Regions from separate parts of the Homo sapiens genome. Here region 2 is linked to region 1. The links are chromatin loops, found by intact Hi-C in ENCODE. Cell type or tissue: adrenal gland. All regions are shown on one strand. Region 1 overlaps PMS2 (PMS1 homolog 2, mismatch repair system component). Region 2 overlaps EIF2AK1 (eukaryotic translation initiation factor 2 alpha kinase 1).

Region 1 (5,000 bases):
CTCAGCCTCCCATGTAGCTGGGATTACAGGCGTGGAACACCATGCCTGGTTATTTTTTGTATTTTAGTAGAGACGGGGTTTTGTCATGTTGGCCAGGCTGGTCTCGAACTCCTGGCCTCAGGCAATCCACCCGCCTCGGCCTCCCAAAGTGCTGGGATTACAGGCATGAGCCACTGCGCCCGGACAGAAAAGTCTTCAGTTGAAACATCTGAAGCTGGGGGCCATCTGCGGTAGACTTCTGTAAATGCACAAAATAAGATAATGTTAAAGCCATGTTTCTCAAAGTCCCGAGCTCCACGTAAACTGCCTATTATCAGAAAAAAGTTATCAATTAAAAGTCAAAGGCATAAAGAACAAACTAACACAAAAAAATTTTAAATACCTTTGCTGGGTCACAAGGCCGCCGGTTGATAAAGAAAAACTGTCTGTCTGTTGAACTCCTTCCAACTCCATGCGTGCATTGTGAAATGAAACCTGAGATGCTATTCAACATTAATATGGTAAGGGCAGGATTCCAGAGTGAAAGGGATTAGAAATACGATCACATGGCACATTCTTAAAGTGAAATGAAAACAAAACACCAGGTGACATGCTGATAAGGATCACTATTGCAGTTCACGGGTATCTGTGCTCCAAATCTTGATGAGTCATCAAAGAACCAAACCTTCTGGAATATTCTAAAGCTCCTACAGTCAACCAATGCACCACAGGTGATGCAGTGCGTCCAAAACTGATGTGTTGCAGCTCTCCTTACCCTTCCTGATAAATCCTCAGCCTCTGTAAGTGGGTCTCGCTTCAAATGCATTCTCAGAACCTCCGTGCTGCCACCCCTGGTTTGTCAATGAAGTCTAACCACTTGTGCTCAGAATTTTGCCCACATTCCCTCCCCTTTCAAAACCTCCCGGGTAGGACGCTTATATCTCATGTCTTGGTAAAGCGCTTGCTTCACATGAGACCCACCCCAGGGATACCGGCATTTCCAGAAGAACACCACCTTCACATAAAGACATAAAGCTCCATGTTTACCATTTCAGGCATAAGCCAAAAGCAAGTGGAGGAAGAGTAAGAAATATAGATCTCAAGGCAACAAACAAACAAACAAAAAGAAATACAGATCTTAGGCTGGGTGTGGTGGCTCATGCCTGTAATTCCAGAGCCTTGAGAGGCCAAGGTGGGTGGATCACCTGAGGTCAGGAGTTCAAGACCAGCCTGGGCAACATGGCGAAACCCCGTCTCCACTAAAAATACAAAAAATCAGCCGGGCATGGTGGTGAACACCTGTAGTCCCAGCTTCTCGGAAGGCTGAGGCAGGAGTATCGCTTGAACCTGGGAGGCAGAGGTTGCAGGGAGGCAGAGGTTGCAGTGAGCCAAGATCACGGCACTGCACTGCAGCCTAGGCAACAAAGCAAGACTCCATCTCAAAGCTAAAAAAAAAAAAAATATATATATATATATATATATACACACAGATAGATAGATATCTTTACAGGACCAATCCTATTTATGGAAGTGTCTATTTTCTTATACGAAAAGTAATGACACTGAACTGCCTTCATCAGATGCCAGGAAAGTCAAAATCATTTAAAATGATAAAATAATTTACAAGTTAGTCTAACTAAACAGAGCCTTAAAGAAGACCTGCTCAACAGAAAACCACCTGAAATATACCACTTACTCAAAACATGGTTTGAATTAAGCAACTGACTCCTTTGTATAAATCATCTTTCTTAGCCACAGCATTGCTCACAGTTTTATAAAGGACATAAAAAACTATTATCCCTAGCCAGGCGTGGTGGCTCATGCCTGTAATCCCAGCACTTTGGGACACCAAGGTGGGCGGATCATCTGAGGTCAGGAGTTCGAGACCAGCCTGGCCAACATGGTGAAACCCCGTCTCTACTAAAAATACAAAATTAGCCGGGTGTGGTGGCACGTGCCTGTAATCCCAGCTACTCAGGAGGCTGAGGCAGGAGAATTGCTTGAACTCAGGAGGTAGAGGTTGCAGTGAGCCAAGATAGCACCATTGCACTCCAGCCTGGGCAACAAAGCAAGACTCCGTCTCAAGAAAAAAAAAAAAAGACACGAAACTATTAGCCTTAGAATCACTATCTTTAAAAAAAAAGCTCTCAGGATAAAATGTTCAATTGTAGTTCTCTTGCCAGCAATCTACTTACTAAAAAAGATTATGCAGAGCATCGGAACAGCTCAAACCGTACTCTTCACACACGGAGTCACTAGGGGGCAGCTGAACAAAAGGAATGAGGCTTTGCAACTGAAAAAAAAAAAAAAAAATTCACAGTTACTTCCTAATAAAGACAGAGTGGACTTAATCTGTTTTCTTTCTTAGTCAAGCTATTGACATTACAAGCGCAAAAAAAATTAAAAGAATCTTTTGTTTTGTTTTGTTTTTTGAGACAGGGTCTCCCTCTATTGCCCAGGCTGGAGTACAATGGCTCAATCATACCTCACTGCAATGTCAAACTCGTGGGTTCAAGCAATCCTCCTGCGTCAGCCTGTCGAGTGAGTAGCTGGGACTACAGGTGCACACCACCACACCTGGCTAATTTTTTAATTTTTTTGTAGAGATGGGATCTTGCCGTGTTATCCAAGCTGGTCTTAAATTCCTGGGCTCAAGCGATTCTCCCACCTCAAAATTGTTGGCCGGGTGGTTCAAACACATAATCCCAACAGTTTCCTCTCCCAGAGTGCTGGGATTACATGTGTGAGCCGTGGGAACAACAATTTTGATTTTATGATATAAGAAAGATGAAACAAGTACCTACTTATTCAGAACCCACACATTGCCCACAATAACTTATATTTTTTTCAGAGAGAGAGTGAAAAGACGCAGTATACGAGTGTCTCTGGAAGAATAAAATGAAACACATTCAGCTCTCAAACATCAATTTTTGTGATAGGTACTTTGTTTTTTTTTTTTTTTTTTTCCTGGGATGGTGTCTTGCTCTCTCGCCCAGGCTGCAGTGCAGTGGTGCAATCTCAGCTCACTGCAACCTCCATCTCCCGGGTTCCAGCGACTCTCCTGCCTCAGCCTCCTGAGTAGCTGGGATTACAGGTGCCTGCCACCACGAACAGATAATTTTTGTATTTTTAGTAGAGATGGGGTTTCACCATATTGATCAGGCTGGTCTCAAACTCCTGACCTCGTGATCCGCCCACCTCAGCCTCCCAAAGTGCTGGGATTACAGACGTGAGCCACTGCGCCGGGCCTTGTGATAGGCACTTTAAAAATCAATTCTTAATCTGGGCGCAGTGGCTCACGTCTGTAATCCCAGCACTTTGGGAGGCCGAGGCAGGCGGATCACTAGAGGTCAGGAGTTCGAGGCCAGTCTGGCCAACAAGATGAAACCCCATCTCTACTAAAAATACAAAAAATTAGCTGGGCCTGGTGGCATGTGCCTGTAATCCCAGCTACTCAGGAGGCTAAGGTAGGAGAATTGCTTCAACGCGGGAGGCAGAGGTTGCAGTGAGCCAAGATGGCGCCACTGCACTCCAACCTGGGCAACAGAGCAAGACTCCAGCTCAAAAAAAAAAAAAACCGGCCGGGCTTGGTGGCTCACACCTGTAATCCCAGCACTTTGGGAGGCCGAGGCTGGTGGATCACGAGGTCAGGAATTCGAGACCAGCCTGGCCAACACGGTGAAACCCCGTCTCTACTAAAGATACAAAAAATTAGCCTGGCGTAGTGGAGCATGCTTGTAATCCCACTACTCGGGAGGCTGAGGCAGGAGAATTGCTTGAATCTGGGAGGCGGAGGTTGCAGTGAGCCAAGACAACACCACTGCACTCCAGCCTGGGCAGCAGTGCGAGACTCCCTCTCAAAAAAAAAAAAAAAATCAATTCTAAGATTTTATTCTCCATTCTACTGGAAGGGACAATGGAAACCCGCTATAATCACTAGAGCAATAAGAGGCGTTGAAGTAACCGGCCATCACTACCTGCTTCTGCCCAAACACAGAGCCGATATTTTCCTTTATGCTGGGGCTTCCACCTGTGCATACCACAGGCTGTCGTTTTCCTTGTCCAAGCTGATTGGTGCAACTTACACGGATGCCTGCTGAAATGATACAGTATGCATGTAAGACCTGGACCATTTTGGCATACTCCTGTTTAAAAAACACAAACACAATATTCTACATTACTTTAATATTATAGGAATTACACAGCTCAAGTTACAACATCCAACGCAAGGTTCTCACATCATCGCACAAATCAAGGGAAGCACTGTTGACAGAATGATCTGTAAAGAGGTGTCTTCCTATATTCTACAGAAAGGAACGCAGAGCTTTTGGCTCCTGGTCACAGTCCTCTCACTTCCCAATGTGCCATGCATCCTGGTAAAACAACTAAAAAGTACAGCCTGTAATCCCAGCTACTCAGGAGGCTGAGGGCAGGAGGATCACTTGAGACCAGGAGTTCAAGACCAGCCTGGGCAACACAGCAAGACCCTGTCTCTACAAAAAATTTAAAAAAAAAATTAGCCGGGCGTCATGGCATGTGCCTGTAGTCACAGCTACTGAGGAGGCTGAGGTGGGAGGATCGCTTGAGCCTAGGAGTTCAAGGCTGCAGTGAGCCATGATTGCACCACTGCACTCCAGCCTCGGTGACAGAGTGAGGCCCTATCTCTAAAAATGAAAATTAAAAAACTGAAACGTACATTGTGTTTGATTTTATAATCTCTCCTTTTGAAATGTATCTTCGTATAATAGAAACACTGGCACAAGCATTTTGGTATGCAAAGAGATACACAAAAATGTTCACTGAAACAATCTCTATGAACAAACAGAAACAACCTAAGCAAGCATCATTGAGGAGTTGATTAATTATGGTATAGCCATAGCGCAGCAGAATGACAACAAATAAGGCAGTGTGCACCGACTAAAAAAGACAATCACAATATGCTAAGTAAAAAGTCAGTTATAGGGCCAGGCATGATGGTTCACACCTGTAATCCCAGCACTTTGGGAGGCTGAGGCGGGAGG
Region 2 (5,000 bases), 48 kb after region 1:
TCAAATGAGACTACAAGTCTAAAAATGTCATGACCTTCTGGCAAAATACAAAAAGTTTATTCAAATGGCACGTGTTAGGAACCGTAAAAACAAAGCCATGCAACTATACGAGGGGTCAGCAAACAGCACAGAGGACTTGACAGTAAATATTTTAGGTTTTAGGGCCCTCTGGGACTCTGCTGTAACTGAACAATTCTGTTATGGTATAAAAGCAGCCATAGGCCCAGTGGCTCATGCCTGTAATCCCAACTCTTTGGGAGGCCGAGGCTCGAGGATCACTTGAGCTCAGGTGTTTAAGAACAGCATGCACAATATAGTGAGATTCCTCATCTCTATTTTTAAAACAAAATTTAATGTAATTTTTTTTTTGAGGCAGTCTCGCTCTGTTGCCCAGGGTGGAATGCATTGGCACGATCTTGGCTCACTGCAACCTCCACCTCCCGGGTTCAAGTGATTCTGCTGCCTCAGCCTCCCGAGTAGCCGGGACTACAGGTGCTCACCACCATGCCCACCTCATTTTTGTATTTTTATTAGAGATGGGGTTTCACCATATTGGCCAGGCTGGTCTCGAACTCCTGACCTTGTGATCCTCCTGCCTCGGCCTCCCAAAGTGTTGGGATTACAGCCATGAGCCACACTGCCCCCAGCTAACTTTAAATTTAAAAAGCAGCCATAGACAATATATAAATGAAGAGCCTGTGTTCTAATAAATTTTATTTATTGATATTTAAATTTTGGGCCAGGCACAGAGGCTCATGCCTATAGTCCCAGCACTCTGGGAGGCCGAGGCAGGTGGATCACTTGAGGTCAGGAGTTCAAGACTAGCTTGGGCAACATGGTGAAACCCTGTCTGTACTAAAAATACAAAAATTAGCCAGGCGTGGCGGCACACACCTGTAATCCCAGCTACTCGGGAGGCTGAGGCAGAAGAATCACTTAAGCCCAGGAGGCAGAGGTTGCAGTGAGCAAAGATCGCGCCACTACACTCCAGCCTGGGTGACAGAGCGAGACTCTGTCTCAAAAAAAAGAAAAGAAAAAAATAATTTCACATAATTTTCACAAAATCTTCTGATTTTGTTTAACTATTTAAAAATGTAAAAACCAACCAGGCGCGGTGGCTCATGCCTGTAATCTCAGCACTTTGGGAGGCCGAGGCGGGCGAATCACGAGGTCAGGAGATCGAGACCATCCTGGCTAACACGGTGAAACCCTGTCTCTACTAAAAAATACCAAAAAAAAAAGTTAGCTGGCCGTGGTGGCGGGCACCTGTAGCCCCAGCTACTCAGGAGGCTGAGGCAGAAGAATGGTGTGAACCCAGGAGGCGGAGCAGCCTGGGCGACAGAGTGAGACTCCGTCTCAAAAAAAAATATGTAAAAACCATTCTCAGCTTGTGGTATGTACAAAAACAAAGGCAGGCCAGATTTGGTGCACGGGCTAAAGTTTGCCAACGCTTCAACTACCATACCATCAAAAACGGCTTACCTCGTGGCTGAATCACATGAACATGTTCTATCCACGCGGTGTGATAGCCAACAATATTGGGGTGCTGAAGACCTGCCAGCACCTTCACTTCCCGTAGGACCTAGAAAAGAAATGGAAGTAGATCTGCCTTTTGCTGATAACTTGTTAAATGTTTATGCAATACTTCTTGTTCCAGAGCAAAATACAGATGGCCCCTGACTTACAATGGTATGAAGACATCACAATTTTTGACATACTTTGAATTTTGATCTTTTCTCCAGCTTGCAGTATGCGGTGCATGAGATATATGGTATTTTATTATAAAATATGCTTTGTGCTAGATGATTCTGTCCAACTATTGAGTAATGTAAGTGTTCGAAGCACATTTAAGGTAGGCAGGGTAAGCTATAATGTTCGGTAGGTTATGCATATTAAAATGCATCTCCAATTTACAATATTTTCAATTTATGATGGGTTTATCAGGACATAATCCCATCATAAGATGGAGGACCATCTGTAATGAAAACTCCTCTGTACAAGGCATCTACACTATGTTAAAATAATAGAAATTTTTTTTTTTTTTTTGAGACAGAGTCTCACTCTGTTGCCCAGGCTGGAGTGAAGTGATGCCATCTTGGCTCACTGCAATCACTTTGCTGGGTTCAAGTCATTCCTGTGCCTCAGCCTCCCGAGCAGCTGGGATTACAAGCATGCACTACCACACCCAGCTAATTTTTGTGTTTTTAGTAGAGACAGGGTTGTGCTATGTTGGCCAGGCTGGTCTCACACTCCTGGCCTCAAGTGATCTGCCTGCCTTCGCCTCCCAAAGTGCTGGGATTACAGGCGTGAGCCACTGCACCTGGCCAATATAATGGAAATATTTTTAAGAAACAAATGGCAATTGTTATAGCAACTAAATAACATATTTATAGGGCATTTTATACTTTTTATGGCACACTTATCACCATTCTCTCTTTTGATTCCTACCCCAGTCCTCCAAGGTAAGTAAAATCACTACCGTCACTACTATTTCAGGGCAGGTGACAGAAGTGGCTCAGAGGACTGGACAACTCGTCCAGAACCACACAGCATGTCAGGGAGAAGACTGACCTGGAACTGGGCTCCTGTTTTTTCATAACTAGCTATATTATATATCGATCATTTATTTTAAGAAGTTAACATATTTTAAAAATTATATATATATATATATATAAATTAGCCAGGCATGGTGGCAGATGCCTGTAATCCCAGCTACTTGGGAGGAAGGAGAATCCTTGAACCCTGCGGGGCGGAGGCTGCAGTGAGCCGAGATCACGCCACTTTACTCCAACCTGGCCAAAAGAGTGAAACTCCATCTCAAAACAAAAAATAATAATAATTTAATTTTGGTACTTTACTATAACCCCATTCCTAGTAAACTGGAAATCCACACCGCCTACTTTTGCCAAATATACACATATACATGTATAACTCTTTCAAAAAGAACTAAATACACAATTATTCAAAATAAGTAATTTTTAAAAATCATACCTTCATGCAAACTGTTTTAGTTGCACCCTTAATCAGGATTTTTTTTATTGCATAATACTGACCATCTAATTTATTCCTGACCTGAAAAGTAGAAAAAAAGACAAAGTATATTGTGTCATTAAACTTTAACTGAATAAAGAGGTTCTTTTAATCTGAGCTTAGACAATCCAAACTAGCCAAAGAGGTAAAATATAGCTAAAGACATGTCTCCTTACTATGTTCAGGGAAGTCAGCCGGACTAAGAGCTTTTCAGATAGTGTTGGAAGTCTAGCTCCTAAGAAGCTCTAGGCTGAAGAACGGGAATGTTAGCAAAAGGTGTATGTTAGCTCAAAACACAGTAGTACAACTTTTTTTGGTAACACATTTTTTAATTAAAATTAACTATAGGTCAAAAATTCAAAGTTTCCAAAATCCATGTAAACAATCAACACGGTTAGAAAAACATTACAAACTGCCCACTTCCCTGTACATGACAAATGTTAAAGAAAAGTAAATATACAAGATTTCTTGGAATTTTCCTTTGAGTACATTATATAATAATAATGAAAACAGGCCGAGCACGGTGGCTTATGCCTGTAATGCCAGCACTTTGGAAGGCCGAGGTGGGTGGATCACGAGGTCAGGAGATCAAGACCATCCTGGCCAACACGGTGAAACCCCGTCTCTATTAAAAATACAAAAATTAGCTGGGTGTAGTAGCACATGCCTGTAATCCCAGCTACTCGGGAGGCTGAGGCAGAAGAATCGCTTGAACCAGGGAGTCAGAGGTTGCAGTGAGCTGAGATTGCGCCGCGCACTCCAGCCTGGCGACAGAGCGAGACTCCATCTCAAAAAAATAAATAAATAAAAGAATAATGAAAACAATATCTGAAAACACAATTATTTAGGGTAGTAGGTCAAAACAAGTACGTGGAAGACAACCTTGTATACTCTTCCGTATCCACCTTTTCCTAAGATGGCAAGTTCTTCAAATTCATTTAAGTAACGTGAAGTTTGTGCTTCCAAGGCTACTTCCCTTGATCTGAAAGTTAAATACAAACAATCAATATTAAAACATGAGAGAATCAAAATGTTCTAGGATACCTCATGCTCACAGGATTACTAACCTCACAAACCTCATGTATCACTAAGCTGTGCTGATTTGGAAAGGATGGGCTAAAATGAAATTTTTCATCCCTATGAAGAAAACAAAATCAGGTGTTTTACCAGTAACGGGTATTCCAAGTAGAAATTATTACCGATGTTGTACAGCAGAAATCCTAAGAATCACTAACAGCCAGCAGTTGGTTAGCTAAGCTCAGAAATAAATTTACTGAAATTTCAGCTGGGCATGGTGGCTCACGCCTGTAATCCCAGCACTTTGGGAGGCCGAGGAGGGCAGATCATGAGGTCAGGAGTTCAAGACCAGCCTGGCCAACATGGTAAAACCCCGTCTCTAGTAATAATTCAAAAATTAGCCGGGTGTGGTGGCGGGTGCCTGTAATCCCAGCTACTCCGGAGGCTGATGCAGGAGAATTGCTTGAACCCAGGAGGCAGAGATTGCAGTGAGCCGAGATTATGCCACTGCACTCCAGCCTGGGTGACAGAGCAAGACTCTGTCTCAAAAAAAAAAAAAAATTACTGAAATTTCTTTTTTATTTATTTTTCTTCTAAGACAGGGTCTTGCTGTGTTGCCCAGGCTAGATTGCAGTGGCTATTCACAGGTGTGATCCTGCTACTGAGCAGCACCAGAGTACTGACCTGCTCTGTTTCCAACCTGGGCTAGTTCACTCCTCCTTAGGCAACCTGGTGGTCCCTTGCTCCTGGGAGATCAAGGTCACCATACTGATGCCAGACTTAATGTGGACACCAGACTGGCATAGTGCACTACAGCCCAGGACTCCTGGGCTCAAGCAGTCGTCTTGCCTCAGCCTCCCAAGTAGCTGGGACTGGGTATGCACCACCATAAGCAGCTTCTTAAATTTCTTAATGATGTAGACCAATTAGATTTTTATTTTAATGTAGAGTGC

The links. A loop is a pair of places that touch in the nucleus more often than their neighbours do. Peaks named below come from ENCODE experiments on the same cell type or tissue, not always from the same donor. Only the 100,000 strongest peaks of a DNase experiment are listed, where the experiment ranks them.
Region 2: it touches region 1 in a loop (2.1-fold over the local background); 28 of 110 quality-filtered maps call a loop at or near these places.

The regions. Positions count from the first base shown.
Region 1 is chr7:5,995,152-6,000,151 of GRCh38, forward strand. PMS2 (PMS1 homolog 2, mismatch repair system component) reads right to left here. Exons shown (of 15, transcript NM_000535.7): 6 at 3,957-4,124; 7 at 2,175-2,272; 8 at 383-482. Among named protein-coding and RNA genes, the nearest start is that of PMS2, 11 kb to the right of the region's middle. In adrenal gland, a CTCF peak has its summit at 2,250 (motif pointing right); no DNase peak of the experiment used is centred here; H3K27ac peaks cover 1,302 bases.
Region 2 is chr7:6,043,080-6,048,079 of GRCh38, forward strand. It overlaps EIF2AK1 (eukaryotic translation initiation factor 2 alpha kinase 1), which reads right to left. Exons shown (of 15, transcript NM_014413.4): 5 at 3,913-4,012; 6 at 2,992-3,072; 7 at 1,483-1,582. It also overlaps the pseudogene RN7SL851P. Among named protein-coding and RNA genes, the nearest start is that of EIF2AK1, 14 kb to the right of the region's middle. In adrenal gland, no CTCF peak of the experiment used is centred here; no DNase peak of the experiment used is centred here.